Regions from separate parts of the Homo sapiens genome. Here all the other regions are linked to region 4. The links are chromatin loops, found by intact Hi-C in ENCODE. Cell type or tissue: mammary epithelial cell. All regions are shown on one strand. Region 1 overlaps CARMIL1 (capping protein regulator and myosin 1 linker 1). Region 2 overlaps CARMIL1 (capping protein regulator and myosin 1 linker 1). Region 3 overlaps CARMIL1 (capping protein regulator and myosin 1 linker 1). Region 4 overlaps CARMIL1 (capping protein regulator and myosin 1 linker 1).

The links. A loop is a pair of places that touch in the nucleus more often than their neighbours do. Peaks named below come from ENCODE experiments on the same cell type or tissue, not always from the same donor. Only the 100,000 strongest peaks of a DNase experiment are listed, where the experiment ranks them.
Region 1: it touches region 4 in a loop (3-fold over the local background); 6 of 110 quality-filtered maps call a loop at or near these places.
Region 2: it touches region 4 in a loop (1.9-fold over the local background); 4 of 110 quality-filtered maps call a loop at or near these places.
Region 3: a loop joins it to region 4, with 2.6 times the contacts of the local background. A loop is called at or near these places in 7 of 110 quality-filtered maps.

What each region holds. Positions count from the first base shown.
Region 1 is chr6:25,469,988-25,474,987 of GRCh38, forward strand. It overlaps CARMIL1 (capping protein regulator and myosin 1 linker 1), which reads left to right. Exons shown (of 37, transcript NM_017640.6): 10 at 1,182-1,270; 11 at 2,440-2,534. Among named protein-coding and RNA genes, the nearest start is that of SCGN, 180 kb to the right of the region's middle. In mammary epithelial cell, a CTCF peak has its summit at 2,526; no DNase peak of the experiment used is centred here.
Region 2 is chr6:25,455,964-25,460,963 of GRCh38, forward strand. The region is part of intron 8 of CARMIL1 (capping protein regulator and myosin 1 linker 1); the gene reads left to right. Among named protein-coding and RNA genes, the nearest start is that of CARMIL1, 180 kb to the left of the region's middle. In mammary epithelial cell, no CTCF peak of the experiment used is centred here; a DNase peak (open chromatin) is centred at 2,738; H3K27ac peaks cover 492 bases.
Region 3 is chr6:25,488,144-25,493,143 of GRCh38, forward strand. CARMIL1 (capping protein regulator and myosin 1 linker 1) reads left to right here. Exons shown (of 37, transcript NM_017640.6): 13 at 339-442; 14 at 3,589-3,666; 15 at 3,805-3,881. Among named protein-coding and RNA genes, the nearest start is that of SCGN, 160 kb to the right of the region's middle. In mammary epithelial cell, a CTCF peak has its summit at 2,126 (motif pointing left); a DNase peak (open chromatin) is centred at 2,088.
Region 4 is chr6:25,357,015-25,362,014 of GRCh38, forward strand. The region is part of intron 2 of CARMIL1 (capping protein regulator and myosin 1 linker 1); the gene reads left to right. All of the region lies in intron 2 of LOC124901281 (a long non-coding RNA gene), which reads right to left. Among named protein-coding and RNA genes, the nearest start is that of CARMIL1, 80 kb to the left of the region's middle. In mammary epithelial cell, no CTCF peak of the experiment used is centred here; DNase peaks (open chromatin) are centred at 2,667, 3,077 and 3,817; H3K27ac peaks cover 2,501 bases.

The DNA.
Region 1 (5,000 bases), 110 kb after region 4:
CATTTTTCACTGTCCCCTGAAAATTTTGTTATAAGTTACTCATTTTAATTGTTGTAATCTTGTTTAACATATATGCATAATAGTTATATAACTACATAATGGTTTTTTTGACATTTTTTATTACATGAGACATGTTTATTAACATGAGACAATTATTTATTAAGCTTTTTCCTATTATTAGGTTGTTTCCCACTTTATCCTATTTATGCTCCAGTAGGAACATCCTAATACCAGTTAGTGTTCATCAAGTACTTATTTAGCCTTCCTATTAAGTTTATGACATCTTTAAACCTTAATTTTCTTATCTATGAAAATGGAATAATAATCTTTAATGGTTTTATAATGAAATACACATAGAGGGCTTAACTCAGTGCCTGGCACATGGTGAGAACTCTGCAAAGATATTTTCAACATCATTATCATAATCACTAACACTTAGTCTTCAGCTCTCCATTTTGAATGTCACTTTCTTTGGGAAGTCCTCTAAGTTTCATGAGCCTGGATTAGGTGCACCTATATGTATGCATAGCACTACCAAAATGGTCTTTTTATTATTTTATCATAATTGTATATTTTTATCATTTCATTCAGGCTGCTATAACAAAGTGCCATAGATTGGGTAGCTTATAAATAACAGGTTTATTTTCCAGTTCTTGAGGCAGAGAAGTCCAAGATCAAGGCTCCAGCAGACTTGGTGTCTGGTGAGGGCACAGTTTCTTGTTCACAGGTGGTGCCTTTTAGCTGTGTCTTTACTAAGTGGAAGGGGCAAGATAGCTCTCTGGGGCCTCTTTTACGAAAGCACTAATTCCTTCATGAGGGCCCCACCATCATGACCTAGTCAGTTCCCAAAGGCACCTAATTGCTAATGCTATCACAGTGGGGAAATTAGGTTTTTAACTGTGAATTTTGGGAGGTCGGGGGACACAAACTCTGACCATAGCATTCTTCTTGTCTGTTTCCCCTGCTGGATGGCACACTCTTGAAGGCCGGGACTTTCTCCTTTATATCATTGTATTTCCAGGATCTTCATCACGATGGTGCGTAGTAGTAGATGCTCATTCAAGGTTTATTGAATGAGTGAATGTTTTACTTAATTAAAACTTTGCATTGCATAGATTTATAACAATAAAGTTTTTCTTCTTTAGAGTTATGGAATAGTCAAAGAATGTTTTCTGTTACAGTCCACTGATGTCTGTGAACAGATCTTGAGGGTGGTGAGTAGGTCCAATCGACTGGAAGAATTGGTGTTGGAAAATGCTGGACTTAGAACGTGAGTATTTTCCTGAATATATAAATATGTTGCTTTAAAACTCTGTGCCATTTGCTCTTCTAATTAATTCATAGTTTTTTTTTTTTTTAATTGGGCTGATCACATATACAGCAATGTTTTTCCTTCTGGGAAAAAAATATCCCTATAATTGCCATCATCATGAAGGCTAAGAATTTGGTAACATCTCTTGATAACGGTGTCACTTGATATTTTTGAGAGTACATAGTATAGTTTTTAAGAGCATGGATCCTTGAGCCAGATGTCTCCTGGCCTTGCACAAGTTGTTTACGCTTTCTGTGCCTCATTCTCTTCACTCTTAAAATGGGGATAATAATAATGCCTATTTTATAGAATTAAAATTGCTAGGGTAAATGAATTAATATATTTAAAGTACTTGGCAAAGTGCCTTTTACTCTGTAGATGGTATATGTAGGTTTAATTATTATCGTTACTGGTGGTCATAGTGATAACATATTTCATATGACTTTACTGCTTTGCTTTGATCAGTTTTAGTCATTTTTTCTCCCTTTTCAGGTTAACACTTGCATAGTCTTTATCTAGTGGTTTAGTAGTCACTACCTAAGCCTACTGTTAAGAGCATAAGAGTTAGAACCTAGTAGAATAAAGATTTTACTGCTAAGTGAGGAGGGTTGACAGTTTCATAATCATAGCACTTAGTACATTATTTGAAGTTAAACATAACTAAAACAGTGGTTTTAATTTTTGCCAAAATGTAGCACTAGCAATTGTAACCTTTAAACTTAATAATTAGTGTAATCAGTTTTGCATTCACAATTGCATGGAATGAGAAATAAGATGTGGTGAATACTATAATTTTCATGAAAAGCAGGTTCAATCCAGGATTTTTTTTTTTTTTAAATTATGGAGGGGCCAGAAAGTACTGTTAATAGCACACAACAGAGTGCCTTTAAAGGGGCAATTGTATATTTTCTTTTTGCTTTTGGCCAATCAGAATGAACCGTTTTCTGGCTGTGGCTTTACAAATTCTCTAATGAGGTGTTAATGGGTATTAAGAAATATATGCTATATAGACTAATATTGTAAGGGAGGTTTCTCTATTTAGATTTCACTCTGTTCTAAGCTTTAAATGTTCCGTTCGAATGGTTTTACATTTTGTTATTTAATCTTATTGTTTTGTTTACACGCAGAGATTTTGCACAAAAACTGGCCAGTGCTCTAGCACATAATCCCAACTCAGGACTCCACACAATTAACCTTGCTGGCAACCCACTGGAGGATAGAGGTACTGCAGAGTTCTCATTATCATTGATGCCAGAATTGTAAGAGGATTAGAGAATTTTAATTTAGCCATGCCTGAAGAGCTGTATCAAGCTAAGTTGTAATTATAAGTGCTGTTAATGGTCCTGTTGGCTTCCAGTTCTTTCCACCCTTTCATATAAATGCTTATGTTACAATTGTATGATCTGCTTCACCTTTTTTGAAGTGAAACAAAAGGAAAGGAAGATATTATTTTTAATATGTTTTATTAGTTACATAGTCCTGCATAACAAATTACCACATACTTGGCAGCTTAAAATGATACAAATTTATTATCTCATACTGTCCTTGGCTCAGGAGTCTGGGTACGGGTTAGCTGGGTTCTGTGCTCTGGGTCTGTCTCTCAAGACAAGGCAAGTTGTCAGCAAGGGTTGTGCTCTCATCTGTAACCTGGAGTCCTCCTTAAGTTCACTGGTTATTGGTGGAATTAATTTCCTTGGAGCTATAAGCTCGATGTCCCCAGTTTCTTACTAGCTGTCAGTGGGCACCACTCCCACCTCCTAGAGGCTGTGCTCCTAGAATGGTTCTTGCCATGTGACCCCCCTATCTCACAACACAGAAGTTTGCTTTGTGTGTGAGGCCAGCTGGAGTACATCTCTCTGATGCTTTAGTTTCTTTTAAACAGTTCACCTGACTGCATCAGGCCCACCCGTGACAATTTCCCTGTTTTTCATGAACTCAAAGTCAAGTGATTAGTAACCTAATCATGGTAGGGATGTCTCATTACTGTTGACCCTTGAACGACACAAGAGTTAGGGGCACTGACCCCAAGCAACCAAAAATTCACATGTAACTTTTGACTCCCTCAAAACTTAACTACTAATAGCAGGGTTGACTGGAAGCCTTGCCAATAAAAAGTTGACTAACATGTATTTTGTATGTTATATGTATTATATATTGTATTCTTTAAGCTAAATAAAATTTTATTAAGAAAATCATAAGAATAAGAAAATATATTTCCTGTTCATTAAGTGGAAGTAGATCATCATAAAGGTCTTTATCTTGGTCATCTTCACATTGACTAGGCTGAGGAGAAGGAGGAAGAAAAGAAGGCCTTAATCTTGCTGTGTCAGCAGTGGCAGAGGTGGAGAAAAATCCACACGGAAGTGGACCAGTGCAGTTCAAACCCATGTTGTTCAAGAGTCAACAGTATATTTACTGCTCCCCACCCCCATATTCAAGGAAATTGCACAGGGCGTATACACCCGGGGGTGAGAATCTTGGGGACTATCTTAGAATTCTATTTACCACTATTATCTTTTAATATTTAACAAGATTTGAGTGTGAGAATAGGGAAAGGATGAAGGACTGTAGTTCACGAAGAGTCAGAACATTTTATTAAAAGTGTTTGCATGGGTAGAGAGAGGAGTCAGTAGGTTTAGAAAGGGAAACTTGAGAATTTGAATTCTTAGTAGAACACTGATGGACAAGGTTTAAGAAGGAATTGGTTTATCTCTAGTGGGACTATTTTGTTTTCATTTTCTGTTGCAAATGTTTTCCAGGTTTGTTGAATAAGGCCTTTCACCTTTCAATGTTATATTTGATGAGTATTAATTTTTTTTTTTTTTTGAGAAGGAGTCTTGCTTTGTCCCCCAGGCTGGAGTGCAGTGGCGCGATCTTGGCTCACCGCAAGCTCTGCCTCCCAGGTTCATGCCATTCTCCTGCCTCAGCCTCCCGAGTAGCTGGGACTACAGGTGCCCACCACCATGCCCAGCTAATTTTTTGTATTTTTTTTTTTTTAGTAGAGATGGGGTTTCACCGTGTTAGCCAGGTTGGTCTCGAACTCCTGACCTCGTGATCCACCCACCTCGGCCTCCCAAAGTGCTGGGATTACAGGCGTGAGCCACCGCACCCAGCTGAGTATTAATTATTAAACTGAGCTGAATATATGATATAGATGTTCAGTTTTTCTTTTTGTCCTTAATATGGTTATTGTTCTGTGCTGACAAAGATACCTAGGTTGTATTCAAGCAAAAATCTCCAGCGTAACTTGTCATCATCTAAAGTAGTGAATCTACAGGAAGGTTGAGACTGAATTAGAAAACTAGATCACGCAAAAAGTACCCTCATAGAATAAGCCAAAGCTGAAATTAATGGACGCATAGTAATGGAATAGGAGTTTCTCTAGGGTATACTCAATTCTTAGGAAAAACAAATGTTTCTCTATTAGATACTACAGAGAGGTGAATGTGACAAAGTAGAAATCATGGTGATCACTGTTTATAGGAGGGCTATTTTTGGTTTTGTTTTTAAAATGGGAAGGATTCAGTCATATTTATCGACAGACAAGAAAAAATCTCTAGAGGGAGGTAGTTGTTTGAGGAAGGTTCTTAAGCAAATGAAATCTAGAGTTAAGATGGACCAGGAAGGGGACACTTCTCAGTGTTTAGAGAAATGCAAATCAAAGCCACAGTGAGGTACCATTTCAAAA
Region 2 (5,000 bases), 99 kb after region 4:
GTGCCTTGGTCATTGTTCTGTCACCAAGAGCCCCTACTACTGTCCTCACCCCTCTGATTTGCCTAGGATCTGCTCTTCTTCAGACATAGGCCCCGTGTTAGGACACTGTGCCCCTTATATCATGTGATCTGTAGCCACAGGAACTGAAGGATGGAGAGGCATGTGCATCGTCCTGTCCTGGGGCTGCTTTATCAGTTATCCAGCCTGCTGTTCTCTTTTCATTGTGGACTTGGCTTCCTATTTCTATATATCTTGCTACTGCACTAAAACCCGTAAGATCTATATAGGTGCTTCATGGTAATTTGTAAGCAATTTGAATGTTGTGATAATGTTTTCTTATTTATTTACTATGGTTCTATCAGAACTGAATCTAGGACCAGTCCCTCTGTTGTTGCTGAATAAGCATTCAGGAATAAGGATGACAGTGATCATGCTAGATCTAGCCAGTTAGTCTCTGGAGAACAGTAATTAGGAAGTACTTGGAAAAATGCCCACTCCAGTTGTTATTTGTAAAATGTCCAGTTGGCATTTTATTTAAGTATATTCTTTCAATTTGTTCTGTTTTAGGTTATCAGTAGGCCAAAAAAAGGCATAGATTGAAAATTTGTTGTAAATTTCTCATGGGATTTCTCGAAGGTCTGTGAGCTGACATGTTAAAAAATTTAATTACACTGTAATTTGGAGTGGTAGGGAATTATGAAGGTAGAGGTACTTACTGGTGCCAAGAAGAAGAAAATATATAGCTTTAACTACATCGATTTCTCGTGTTCCTGACAGATTTTTAAGAGGAGCTAATCCCATCAATTCTTTGAAGACTCAATGACATGCATCATTGAGCTTCAACTTGGCTCACAAGAGTCCAGGCAACAGATTCATGCTTTTTTGTGTTGTCATATTTCTTACTGATCAGGGTGACATTCTTGAGTGTGATACTATCAGGAAAGAGTTCTGAGTGTGGATTATGTTTGCCAAGGTTGTCCTAAGGACACTGCTGTCATTTTTTCCTAATCAAAGCTCCATTTTTTTTTTTTTTTTAATTCCTGGTCTCATTTATAAAAGCATTGCTGTTTGGAGAGTGGAATCAGATGTGAACAGCATTGGCTTCTGTTTTCATTCCTGAATTTCTCGAAATAGTTCTGTAGAAGAATGGTCCTCAACCTGGGTGACATGAACTCTGTGGGGTGAACAAGATGATGATATGTTGGGGATGTGACGTTAATAGTAGAACTTGATTTTTGTCTATTTTTTTCTCATTCATTTTATTTATGCATGTGTGTATGTTTTGTGCTGAGCTTAATATGTTAGTGCTGTAGTACATGTATATGATTTATAGATTAACACATTTTTTAGAGGGGAGGATATGCAAAATTCTTTGCTGTTGGGGATGAATGATCAAAAAATATAGAGACCACTCATTTAGGCCTCTAGGAATGTCCTCATCTGGGAACTGTTTTAGGTATTTACATCCTTCCCAGAGTTGGTGAGTGGTTCCGCTAATAATTTAATAATATACAAGACATGTCTCTATATAAGTTAGGATAGCAGGAGGGAATAGCTAATTTGTGACATTCTTAACTTTTTAAAGCACTCCAACTCCCATATTCAAAGTAGATGGAATGGAGAAAAGTCTCAATTATTCCCAGAAAGGCTATCGAATGAATATGTCAGGAAATGATAATGCTAGGCTCTGAGTTTTACCAGCCGTTCCACGAGAGTGCATAATCCATTGTGTGCATGCATGGAGCATGAAGAGTGGCAGGGCTGTGCATTCTTGCATTAAAACACCTCCTTTGAGCCTTTAAATGTTTATAAGATTTGTGAGAGGGAAATCTTCACTCCTGTGGTAGGTGGATATACTAAGAATAATCATGATGTTGTTCATTGAATTACTGCTCTCTCTATTTGTGCTTTTCTCACATTGCAGGTTGTAGGGCTTGCTAGATGTCCTTCACATCCATGAATTATTTTTGTTCTTTAACACTTTCCTGGTATACTTAACACTGTCTATTTAAAAGTCACAGTGTTCTTAAAATTTCAGAGAGATGGCAGGCAGGGGAAAGGGAGTAAGGAGGGAAATTAGTACTGATAATAATAACTAGGAAAATTAAATTCTTATAGTCATACAGATCAGAAAGATGGTATCAGAACTAGGTAATCTAGGTTTAATAGGTTATCTAGAATGTAGAGTAGCGAAGAATTTGGCAAGAGATCTAGACTCTCAATCCCTTGTCAACTTCTTTGTTTTTGCATTTTAACTTTGTATTATAAAATAGCCCCCACATATTAGCAGTTTATTTTTGATGTTCAGAAAAAAAGAGGGCTGTACAATTGTGACTTCAGAATACATCTTAATGCTCCACTAAAAATACAAAAAATTAGCTGGGCGTGGTGGCACGTCGCCTGTAGCCCCAGCTCCTTGGGAGCCTGAGGCAGGAGAATTGCTTGAATCGGGTGGCGAGGTTGCAGTGAGCTGAGATCCACCACTGCACTCCAGCCTGGGTGACAGAGCGAGACTCTGTCTCAAAAAAAAAAAAAAAAAAAAAAAGCTTTAAAATCAGAAGCCAAATGATTGGTTAATTGTGATGGAAGGGATTTTCAGTCCTTTGATCTGAAAACCTGTGGATATACCATCCTGGTATATCCTCTGTAGAGTATACCTCTGTAGAGTATGAAGATTCTTTTGATGGTATGGAAGGCAAGTTAGTCATTGGTGAGATGACAGCACAGTGGTTAAGACACGGGATCATGAGTCACACTGGCTGGGTTTGAACCCTGGCTCTGCCTCAGCTAGCCTTGTAACCTTGCATATTTCAAACTTCCCTGTGCCTTTGGAATGTTCATCTGAAAATGGGGTTAATAATTATACCTCTCTTCTGGGGTAATTATGAAGACTGTATGGATAAATATATTTAAAGCGCTTTGTGTTAGTACATAAAAATGTTATAAATGCTTGCTATTTTCATATGCTTAAAGGTCTTCCTTTTTTTTAAATGAACAATTATCTAACATGACAAGTTTTCTTAATTGAAAAGAAAAATAAAGTTAGAAAATCCTTATGTTACAGAAAATTTTGGATTTCCTGAGACTAGTTCATGGATTTTTTTCTGTGATGCTCTTATTTTATCAGTTTTATGATGGCTTTTTCTTCTGGAAAGATATAAGAGAAAAACTTGATTCTTTAGAGTTTTAAGGGAAGGTTTCGATTATTCTGAAGTGTCAACTGACATAGAAATAAGGATCCCAACTTTTTCTTTCTTTCTTTCTTTCTTTCTTTCTTTCTTTCTTTCTTTCTTTCTTTCTTTCTTTTTTTTTTTTTTAAGACAGGGTCTTGCTGTATTACCCAGCCTTGACCTCCTGGGCTTAGTTGATCCTCCCACTTCATTCTCAGTAGCTGGGACTACAGGCATGTACCACCATGCCTGGCTGATTTTTATATTTTTAATGTTTTACATTTTATTTATGATTTATTTGTAAAGATGGGATTTCACCATGTTGCCCAGCTGGTCATGAACTCCTGGGCAAAAGCTATCCACCTGCCTCAGCTTCCCAAGGTGCTGGGATTACAGGTGTGAGTCACCATACCTGACCTGGATCCCAACATTTTTTATACTCCCCAACCAGTGATTAGACTAATAACAAAACCAAAAAAACTCTATGTGTAGTAAATTTACATCAGGAAAAAGGTTAGTGAATATTAACTGTCTCATATCTCTTCAGTGTTGTGTAAGAAATGATTGTGCCACGTGGCTCTAAAAGATGTTAATACTGGATCCTTCTCCTCAAGGTTTGTAGTCTTAAGATGTTTTTGCTACCATTTTAAGGAAATGGTAGAAGTAATGTTTGGAAATGTACAGGAGAATGCAATGTTGCCATGTTGCCAGGACTCATGAGAGGGTTCCCTCAACTGTTACAACTCCTTTTAAGGCTGACTTTACTTTTCAGATCAAAGGTTACATCATAATTAGGAGTTTCTTAGGATGTCAAAGCAAAACACAGTGGGGGATGTACAATAAATGTCATGGACTGGTGATGGTAAAAAGCTGTTACCACTTCCAACTAAGAGAAATCAGTTAATATGACAATGGCTGATGTTTGGAAACCTTTCCCCTTATGTCAATTAATTGCATGAGCACTTAGTGAAAACACGAGGAAGGATCTGTCCTGCCATAAACTCCACCAGGGAAAATCAGGTAGTCCTTTGCAGTGAGTTGGTATCAGCACAGCAGTAGGGAGGCCCATGCAAATGTCAAATTAAATATTTATTCATGATCTGCTTATGTGCTCACTTATTACTGTGTCCTAAGAAAGCCATCCAGGAAAATGAACTCTCAGAAATGAGATTAGTTACATACTGTCTTGTGTATTTTGTATTTTCTGTTAAAATGAGACCTCATCAGAGTCTTGATTATTACTGGTTCCATAATTTTTTTATTATATGCAAACTTGTTTGTCCCATGCAGGCCTGAGTCTCCCTGATCCTTGGTCTTCATGTTTGTTCTGGCTGTCATGGTGGCTTGATGCCCAGAAAGTAATGAATTCTAGGGGTCCTGAATGTCACTCTACACTAGACCTTGCTTCTTACATAAAGCGTTTGCTGAAGTACTTCCTAGGCACTTGGTCTTACACTGTAAGCTCCTCATTCTCAGCATATTGCAGCCAGGCTGAGAGGTATTAAGGATCTAAGAAATTGAGGTTTTACATGTTGGTATGTGTAGCTATAATTTATTAACTTCTGTTTCTATTTCATATTCTAATGTATGAACATTCCATAATTTATCCATTCTAGTGAATGTTGGTCAGACATTTTGGTTAGTGTATTGTCTGTTATCTGTAATGCTGCTAAGGCCATCCTTGTACTTGTCTCCTTAGAGAAAAGTATGCAGATGTGTACTAGGATGGAAATCATTGTAAATTTAACCACTTATGTCCACCATTTAACACAAGAAATAGGCTACTGCCTCTCCTTAAAAGACTTACATGTATCAATTTTCAATCACCGT
Region 3 (5,000 bases), 130 kb after region 4:
TAAGAGAAGGATAAACATTGTCAACTAGATTGCTTTCATCATTCTAAGGCTTCAGATTAAAATCCTTTCTGTCCTTGGACACATCAGAAGACATGGATCAAAGGGAAGCCAATTCATTACTCCTTCTGATTCAGTGAGGGGGTTGTGTCTTTGACCAACCTGTTCTTCCTGAGGGTGTATCAAAAGGAGACACAATCATAGCGCCACCTTTCAGGGACAGTGCTCATGGTTAACCTCAGTCCTGCAATTTGATGGAAGTGTTGGGCCATTTATAGAAACACAAACCTCATTTTGTTTCCTGGAGTGCAAACTGAGCCTGGATTTTCTTGATGTTGCAGGGGTGAACAGCCTTTCTCAGTCACTCAGTGCCAATCCATTGACCGCCTCTACCCTTGTCCACCTCGACCTCTCAGGGAACGTCCTTCGTGGAGATGACCTCTCAGTAAGTTTTCTTTTCTTTATTCCATCTTCGAAGAAGCTGTGTTTAATAAGCCTGGAATAATTCTAAACATGTCTTTGTAGTGCATTTTCCTGCCTCTCTCTTTGTCATGACACCTTTGAATCATTTAGTTACGAGCTTATGAAGTGTTTTACTGAAAATTCCAGAGCATTCGTTAATTAAATGTCATATATCACCACAATTATTTTTTTTTCTCATTTAGTGATGCTGAAGTTCACATTTTTTTGGAAGTAATGCTGTTGAAGAATTTTTTTCTTCATTTAAAAACATTAGCTTACAGGGACCAGGCATGGTGGCTCACACCTGTAATCCCAGCACTTTGGGAGGCTGAGGCAGGCAGATCACGAGGTCAGGAGATCGAGACCAGCCTGGCCAACATGGTGAAACCCCATCTCTACTAAAAATACAAAAATTAGCCAAGCATGGTGGCACTTGCCTGTAGTCCCAGGTACTCAGGAGGCTGAGGCAGGAGAAGTGCTTGAACCCTGGAGGCGGAGGTTGTGGTGAGCCGAGATTACACCACTGCACTCCAGCCTGGGCGACAGTGTGAGTCTCCGTATCAAACAATAACAACAACAACAACAACAAAAACCCATTAGCTTACAGGTTAAAATTGCCTGGTAAGGAAGATTGGGCACATTAACTGAACTTTCTCATTATTATTATTGTTACTGGGAAGACTGATGGTTATAGGTTACAATTGAAAGGGAGTATTGGGATAAACCTGAGCACTCGTCTATTCCGTGAATAAAATAGGGAGAAGAGTGGTCAACATATAACCTGGGGCCATTTCTTCGGAGTTTGAATATGAAGGCAAAAACTACTCTCTCAATTATAATAAAATTTTTAATGTAACTGAATCAATAATGTAATATTTGGCAGATCTTTGACACAGTGGATTAGGTATTATCTCATTTCCATATGTGGCAAATGATCCCCTCTAGTCACCAAGATAGAATTGTTTCTTTAACAACATGGCCTACACCCAGCGGCCATCTTTGAATGGCCTTAATTTGCATTCCACTGCTTTGCCACAGGGCTGAAAAACACTGTGAAATTTATTCTTATTTCTCTTGTTTTGGTTTACCTGTAAGGCAGGAAGTACAAATGAAGGCCTTTTTGTATTTTTTTTTCCTTTTCCTCTCCCTTGAACTTAAAATTATTTAAATAATACTTGATTCCTGGTGTGCCACGATTTTTCAATCCATTTTCCAGTTTCAGTTGTTACCTTCACTGACAGTTCATAAATCTGCTCCCCCCCAAAATAAAACAAGGCCAATGTGACACCACCAAAATAATACTGTGGCAAAGTAGAAGAATAGAGGGAAGGATAAAAGGAAAGGCTAAAGATTAATAAGATTCAGCTAAAATAGGAACATTAATAGTCACCTAAAACAACAAAATAGCTCAAGATTTCTTTTTCTGGCCAGGGTGGGTCCTGTTGTAGCTTGCTTCTGGGGAGTGGAACGATGAGACCTGAGTGAGAGTGGGCTGGAGGGGAGAGTGGGCGGGGAAGGCAAAAGTTCCAGGAGCCTGGCGGCAGGTGCAGGAGTTTACCTGACCCTGTGCCCTCAGGGAAAGCAGCCTAGCAGGGCCTGGCCTCTTTGGAGAAGTGTGGCCAAATAGTCTTGTCACCATTTCATGGTGATAAGAGCTCCCCCAGCTGGTAGCTGGGAGCAAAGCCACAGTAAACTTAAAAGTCTCTTGAGACAATTTTTGCCAGGCAAACAGAGAGAGAGAGGCAGAGGATCTTCATGTGAGAGCAAAATGACTTTTCTGAATCAGAACTTTTCATAACAACATCCATTCTATGGCTGGGTGTAGTGGCTCACACTTAGAATTCCAGCACTTTTGGAGGCTAAGGCAGGTGGATCTCTGGGGTCCAGGGGTTTGTGACCAGCCTGGACAATATGTTGAAACCCTGTCTCTACAAAAAATACAAAAATTAGCTGGGCGTGGTGTCACATGCCTGTAGTCCCAGCCACTCAGGAGGTTGAAGCGGGAGGATGGCTTGATGCCGGGAAGTGGAGGTGGCGGTGAGCCGAGATCATACCACTGCACTCCAGCTTGGGCGATAGAGCCAGACCCTGTCTTAAAATAAATAAATAAATAAATAAATAAATAAATAAATAAATAAATAAATAAATAAAAAAAAATAAATGTCATTCTGTGTGTATGGTTATTTTAAAGTGTTAAGTGTTTACAGGCTATTTTTTTGCTCTTCTGAATTCCTTGATAGGATTCTTCTGAAGCACCATATAGCCAAACTGCTACACATAGTAAATGTTTGCAAGGACGTACTCAGTATAAGCTTGTTTGTTTTTGCAAGTATCCAGTGGCATCCAGTGAAGCAGAGGAGAATTTAAGCTATTTGCCTGGTGGCAGGGAGCTTGGACTCAGCTTGTTATGGGTGGGCTCTGGCAGTTGCTACACATACAGGGTAATTCCAGAACAACATTGCTGTTGATGTTCAGTATCTCAGTTGAACTGATCTGTTGATCAGTCTCATTATTTTGATGGCCTTGAATGAGAGGACTGGGGAAGTTTAAGCATTGTGACCCCCTGAAACCAGAAGTGTCTTAGCTATTAGTGAAATTTTTAAAAAAGCACTCATATTGCTGCCAAGCCATTCTTGTTAGCTTTGAGAAGTAACTAAGGGTAGAAAAATCATTATGTCGGACAGAAGAGAGGATAGCCTGAGACCATCCTGTGGTTCAGATTCAGATTCGTAGTTCTGCAAACACTTTCAAAAGTGATTAGCATTTTGATAGAGTGATTGCAGTTCAGGTGGTATTTTAATCTCAGGGGTTAAAATGAATTAGCACGGTTCCAAAATTGTATAATAAAAATTAAGCTATCCAGGAAAACTAAGTCATGCATAACAAAATGGGGGTTTGGTTTTCAATATTCCATTTGGCCTTTTTTTAACTCAAACATAATTTTAACTATTCTTGGGATTTTCACTGTCAGGGAACCTAAAGGAATGACAGAAAATTCTGATAATCCCCTTGGGAAGAGCAGAGAATGATCTGAGAAATTCTGGCAACTTCCTTTTAAAACATTAACTTGCATTGTGTGTATGTGTGTGTTTCTAGAATCCTAACATTTATCTTTTATTTTTTTTCAAGCACATGTATAATTTTTTGGCCCAGCCAAATGCCATTGTTCATCTGGATTTATCCAATACAGAATGTTCCCTGGACATGGTAAATTTAAAATATATATATATCTTGCTCTGAGGGGTCTCAGAAGAGCTATTTAGATGGGATGTAGGGGACCTCTAATAAAAGATTCTCCTGGACCTAGAAATACTTGAAAAGAAGAGTGCCTTATTTCTTTTTCAGGTCTGTGGAGCTCTTCTCCGTGGATGCCTTCAATATTTAGCTGTGCTCAACCTCTCCAGAACTGTCTTCTCTCACCGGTATAGATTTATTTCTGCTCTCATTGTCATCTGGAAGTGTCTTCTTCTGAGAAAAGTTGTAGTGATAAGGAAAACAGTGATAAAGGGTGAATGTTGTATATGAAAGAAGGCAGCCTTAAGCATTATCTATGAATATTAGTCCTTGAACATTCAAGTTTTTGTTTTATCATTTTAAGTGTAGGTTAATGTTCTTACCAATAATTCTAGCCTGCCTGCGTGAACTATGTGATAATACACTATTTCTCCTATGTGGTCAGGCAATCTGTCTTAATATGGGAAAAACCCTTTTAGAAACTTTTATAGGTATTTCTCACGGGTGAGCTTGGATGTAGGTATAAACTACTTTCAGAGAGTAAAGAGAATAGTTATCTCAAAGCTCATGCATTTTCACTTGTAGAAGTAATCGAGGGCCAGTCTGACTACTTCACTTATACACTCCTGACTTTAATTGTTTGCAGAATAAGGCAGTAGATTAGAAGCATCAAGGATTCACAGACAGTAGCAACTTAGAATGCAAAGAGACTGCAGAGGAATTATCAGAGGAATTATGAAAAGTACATGGGTTAGATAGGTATGGAATCTGGGAATATCTAAAGAATTAATACAGTTCAACACTTAGCATTTATAATTATGACCATAAATTATAAATAATATTTTAGTTATATGATTTTAAATAACATGGGTATTGGTTAATATTAGAAATATTTTTATTTTTGCTAGTTTTTAAAGGCCTTATATATTTAAAAGGATAACCCTCACTTATTTGGAAAATTCAGTTTTGTAGCATGCTTTATTCCATAACTGTGCCTTGCAAATCAATTACTTTGTATGTTAAAGTACTATTTTTTATTACTTCAATAGTGATTAAATCTTTACAGTAGCAAAAATATGCCACAAATACCTCCATAGATTAAAGTTAGAGAGTGTGAAGTCTGAAAATATAATGGTGGGAAAAGTTGAATTTTCCATGATAACTATATTTTGGCGAACATTTGAGAGTTTTAATTGAAACCTAGTCAACTCATATATTTGAAGCCAGCTTATAAAGCCATGCTTTGGTGGAGGAGTAATTGACTGGGGAACTAGGTTACAAGATGAAAGCACAGACTATAAAGGTTT
Region 4 (5,000 bases):
GTGGGGTTAACTATTGGGGTAGGATGGAGACTGTGTTCTGAGGCTCAGCAGAAGTCATTGTGTTTTTTTTTTTTTTTTGGCACTCTGTAAGGTTTGAGGAAATTCTGTGATTTGAATGAATTTTTTCTCAGGAGGATTTACTTCTAAAATAAACGTAATTAATTAGATAACTGGAATTTCCTACCACTTAGATGGTTGTTGTCAGGTTCTGTTTCCTTGCTACAATTTGAAAGCACTTGAAATTTCAGATTCATGAATTTATACCACAAAAACTCAAAACAGTTGAAAAGTACATAGATGCTCATGCCTGTAAGCCCAGCACTTTGGGAGGCCGAGATGGGCAGATCACTTGAGGCCGGGAGTTCGAGACCACCCTGGCCAACATGGCAAAACCTCATCTCTAGTAAAAATGCAAAAAAATTAGCCGGATGTGTTGGTACATGCTTGTAATCTCAGCTACTTGGAAGGTTCAGGCATGAGAATCACTTGAACCTGGGAAGCAGAGGTTGCAGTGAACCAAGATTGTGCCACTGCACTCTAGCCTAGGGGACAGAGTGAAATTTTGTGTCAAAAAGAAAACAAAAATAAAAAAACACATTTTTTTGAGTGTTATGGAGTTATGATTCCAATTCTTTAATTTTAATAAGCCTTGAAAAGCTGCAGTTTACTCCATCATGAGTAGGGATAAGCTTCTCAGTATAAACAACCTGTAGTTCTGTGGTTAATGAAATAAGAAGCTTGAACTACTTTCTTAAGTTAAAAGTGCCTTTTCAGCAAGTAGATGCTCAATGAAGTTAGCACACCTATTTCAACTTTAATCAATAAGGTGGAAATAATGCAGTATGGCAGGTACATTACTTTCAGTTGCATTTTCTAGGTGTGATTATCTCAGAGTTTGAAATCGTACATTTTATGATTTTATGTTAGTGCAGGATGAATCTTTTCAGTTATAACTGAGCTGGCTGTGAGCATTTAGCCTGACAGGTTGGGCTGCTTTTCTTACTGGTTTTGTCCGTATAAGGAGTACCACAGAAGTACCTCACACGCATTTTAAAATAACTTTTCGGTAATAAAAATTAATATTGGTTAAGAATAAACTTAGCTTATCTAATGCGTGGGCCAACCATTTCTGAGCAAAATTGTGAGCAGAGTTTGTCTTGTGTGTTGGCTGTGGTCTTAAAAACACTAGCAGACAGTGTTATGTTGACTGTAATATTTCTTCTGTAGAGTAAAAGATAGATTTCATTTCTGGGTGAAGCATTGTAATTGGCTTATACTTTTGTTTCTGGTCATATTATGTAGACAGTAGAAAAGAAGTGGGAATATAAAGGTAGGAGAGGTATTACTTGAATGTGACGCATAAAAAGTATATAAGTAGACAGAAAAGAAGTGGGAATATACAGGTAGGAGAAGCATTACTTTTATGTGATGCATAAAAAATATATAGAGTTTTCTATTGTTTTGGGGGTGGGGTTAGAAAACATGCTATAGATAAAGAAGAGTCAAAATTAGAAAATTAAGTAAGATGTTTCCTGTTATACTTAAACATTGCAATACTTACAAAGCATATCATAAGGTATATATAAAGTGGTCATTATGAACTTTCTTTACCCAGGTCAAGCAACGCCTCTAAGGGGGAAAAATAATTTGGTGAATCCCCATACTCTATGATAGGGCATATAGAGCCATTTTATTATAAAGAAGTGATATATTGCTGAAGTGAGTACTAAGTAGCAAGCAGTGGAAATGTGTACCATGCATTTCTGAGAAATAATGCCTGGGAATGCACTGCAAAACAGGTGTACTTGGTGTATATGCAATTTAAGTAACATAACAACTTGAGAAGGATTCAAAGATGGGAATAGCTATCATGTGAATGAAGGCATTGCACTGTAGAAATATCTTACTATAACAATTTTATTATATGATCATTGTGGCCAAGAATACTGATCATTTAGCTTAGTTTTAGAAGCTAAATATGAAGTATCATCATTCTATGTACAATGTATTCTGTGGTGGTTGTGCATTTATTATTGGGATCACAGCGTGTCTTTTTTCTGCCAAGATGGACACTGGGCACCATGGTCACAGGCTTCTTGGGTGCTACTAATAGAAGGCTCTCTCTTGGCTTTCTCTGTTGGGCAGAAGTCTGTGAATGCCATTATAGCTAAGACTCTCCCATTCTGGCCAGGAAAGGAAGCTGGAAGGACTTGGACTCACTGATTTGTGCTGACACCCATTCAGCCCTGCCGTTGGAACTCTTTAATGTGCTTTTCAGTGAGCTAGTGTTTCAGAACCTCATGACAGGGCAGGCTGATTTCTCAGATGCATACTTCTCTGACCTCTGGCTTCCCCTAGCTCACTGAGGCTCGTTCTGCCTGTTGATGAGGCTCTCCTGGCAGATTTGACACTGGACCCAAGAGGGCAGAAGAATCAGCTGTTAAGCTGGTACAGGGCTCAAAGATAAATAAGAAGACACTCAGCAGAGCGTAACTTTGAGGCAGGCACACAACCACTTGGGTCAGTGTAGTATTTGGGGCATGTGGGTTTGTGTTTGGAATTTGAGAGGAAGCACTCTGATGATCCAGCAGCCTTTGTGCTCCAGTGACATGCTAATTTTTTTTTCCTGATATTGGGATTGCGTTCCCTTGACTATTGCAGCAGAGAAACTGAAATGGGAATCATTTCCTGTGGGTGCACTGATGTGCACAGTGGGCGGAACCGGGAAGGCAAGTCAGAGGCATTTTTCTCATTTCTGAATCCATGAGTCTGGCTTTTCCCTTAGGGTATTTGGGCCAATTGTTATAGTGTGTCCCACTGTGTAAATTGAAGGTTTAGCCAAGTCTGGCTGAATGGTTTAGTCTTGCAAAAACTAAAGCACTTTGTTTTTAAAAAAGGAAAAAAAAGTTTAACTTTTTTTATTTTTAACATGGCATTATTGGACTAAATGATGTTAGGCATGTTAACAGAGTAAAAGGGAGAACTTCTTTCTGCAGTTTGGCAGGCCTGTCACTTCACAGGTGTATCACTGTCCAAATGAGGGATGCCAGATAAGACATCATTCAGCCTCCCGGAGGGGTGGGGGAGCAGGTGTGGCACAATACAGTCATTGTTCATTGTCTTCCCGCTTACAGTATTGTAAAACCTGCACTGCATTAAAAATCCTATTAATAGAACATTGGATTAGGAAGAATACTTAGGCTTCTCCCTCCTTCCATCAGTTTTAAAAGGAATTTAGAAAAATCACTATTTCTTGTATGTATGAGTGGGGGAGGGAAAGAAGGAAGAAAAGAGAGACTGACTTTGTCTTTGAAATACAGAAGAGAACATCTTGCAGTGAGGAATGAGAATCTAAAAAGATAACCAGGCTTCTTGTAAGAAAACTTTCATAGACAGTTATTCAGCAGGCAGATTTTTAATTTTCATGTTTCCAGCTTGTTTAGTCTGTGGGGACTTTGATTTCTGGAAGCCCACTGGGATCGCTGCTAAACCTTACATACTTTTTTTGTTGTATCAAATTCAGTTCAACTACCAGAAAATTTTTTTTGGCAATTATTTTTTTCTCTGTCATGTTTTCTGTCCAATGAGAGGAGAAGACTGGGATAGCCAAGGCAAATGCTGCTCAAATTATTGTGCCCAAGAGGAGAGATTTGGCCCTGTGATACTGCAGGGGGACTGTTGAGAAAGAGTAACAGGGACATATTGGGAAGTGTGCAGCCTGGGCTTCCCAACTGATGTCTTAGCTAATTTGAAATGTTGTGATTAGACCTTCCCTTATTCACGTTGAGGAATGAATATGCTGACAGCCATATGCATGTGATTTTAGGATTATTAAGTGTAATGGAATGTCCAAACCATCACTCAGTTTTACATAGCACCCTTCAAGAACTAGAATGCCTGGGAAACATGGCTGTCCCAGTTAAGTTGAGGTTTTATCTGAAACCCATTTTGTTTTCAAACATGTTGGAAATGTTCCTAAAAATGCCTGAGTGTGCTTTGGGGGTGTGCTTGGTGAGTATGCTTTCCTACCCTTGAGTGTTTGAGACTTGTTTTCATTATGTTAGGGGCTTATGATAAAGTCTTCATTTTCAGATCTTTATGTAGAAGATATATATAATTGAGCAGATTTTGAAGTTTCGCTCAAATCTTGTTTGTATTTAAGAATACTTTTTCTTATTCATTATTCTGATTAATTTTTCTTTTAAAACTGGCAACATTTTGCAGGTAGTTTATGGTTTTGCAAATTAGAATATGGGTCATTCCTCTAAATAGAAACAGTGTTTTTGGTCTTGATGGGTCTGTGAATTAGGTGAAACTAGTTTTATCTTTCTCCTTCTACTTCTAGGGGAAAGTCTTTACCTTTCCCCCCCTGCACACTCCTCCCACCCCACCCTTCCAAGCTTGATCTCAGCAAATTCATTGACTTCCAAAATTCATTTATATGACTTTAATCTTAAGTCATCTTTATGAAAATGGCTTATCTTTAACTTACTACCTGTTTCAGGAATAGTTGCAGGCAGAGCTTTTTTCTTATTTTTCTTGGTATGAAAGGCTTTGTATCCTGCTAAAGGAATTTCAGGATTTATAGTTATAAGTAGCTATATTTTTAGTCATGAGCTTTGCTATGGTTTGAAAGTGTCCGCCAAATTTCATGTGTTGGAAACTTAATCCCCAAATCCATATGTTGGTTGCATTTGGAGGTGGGGCCTGTGGGATGTAATAAGGGTTAAATAAGGTCATCAGGGGGGTTCCCATTGATGTTACAGGTGGCTTTATAAGAAGAGAGACCTGAGCTAGCATGCTCTTGCTCTCTCACCGTATGATGCTCTCTACTATGTTATGACATAGCGGGAAGGCCCTCGCCAGATGCAGACTCTTGAGTTTGAACTTTTCAGCCTCCAGAACTGTAAGAAATACATTTCTTTTTCAGGACCCATAAGACAGAGCAAAAAATAAAAAGAAAAAAAGAAATTAAAAAAAGAAAGAAAAAATTTTAAAAA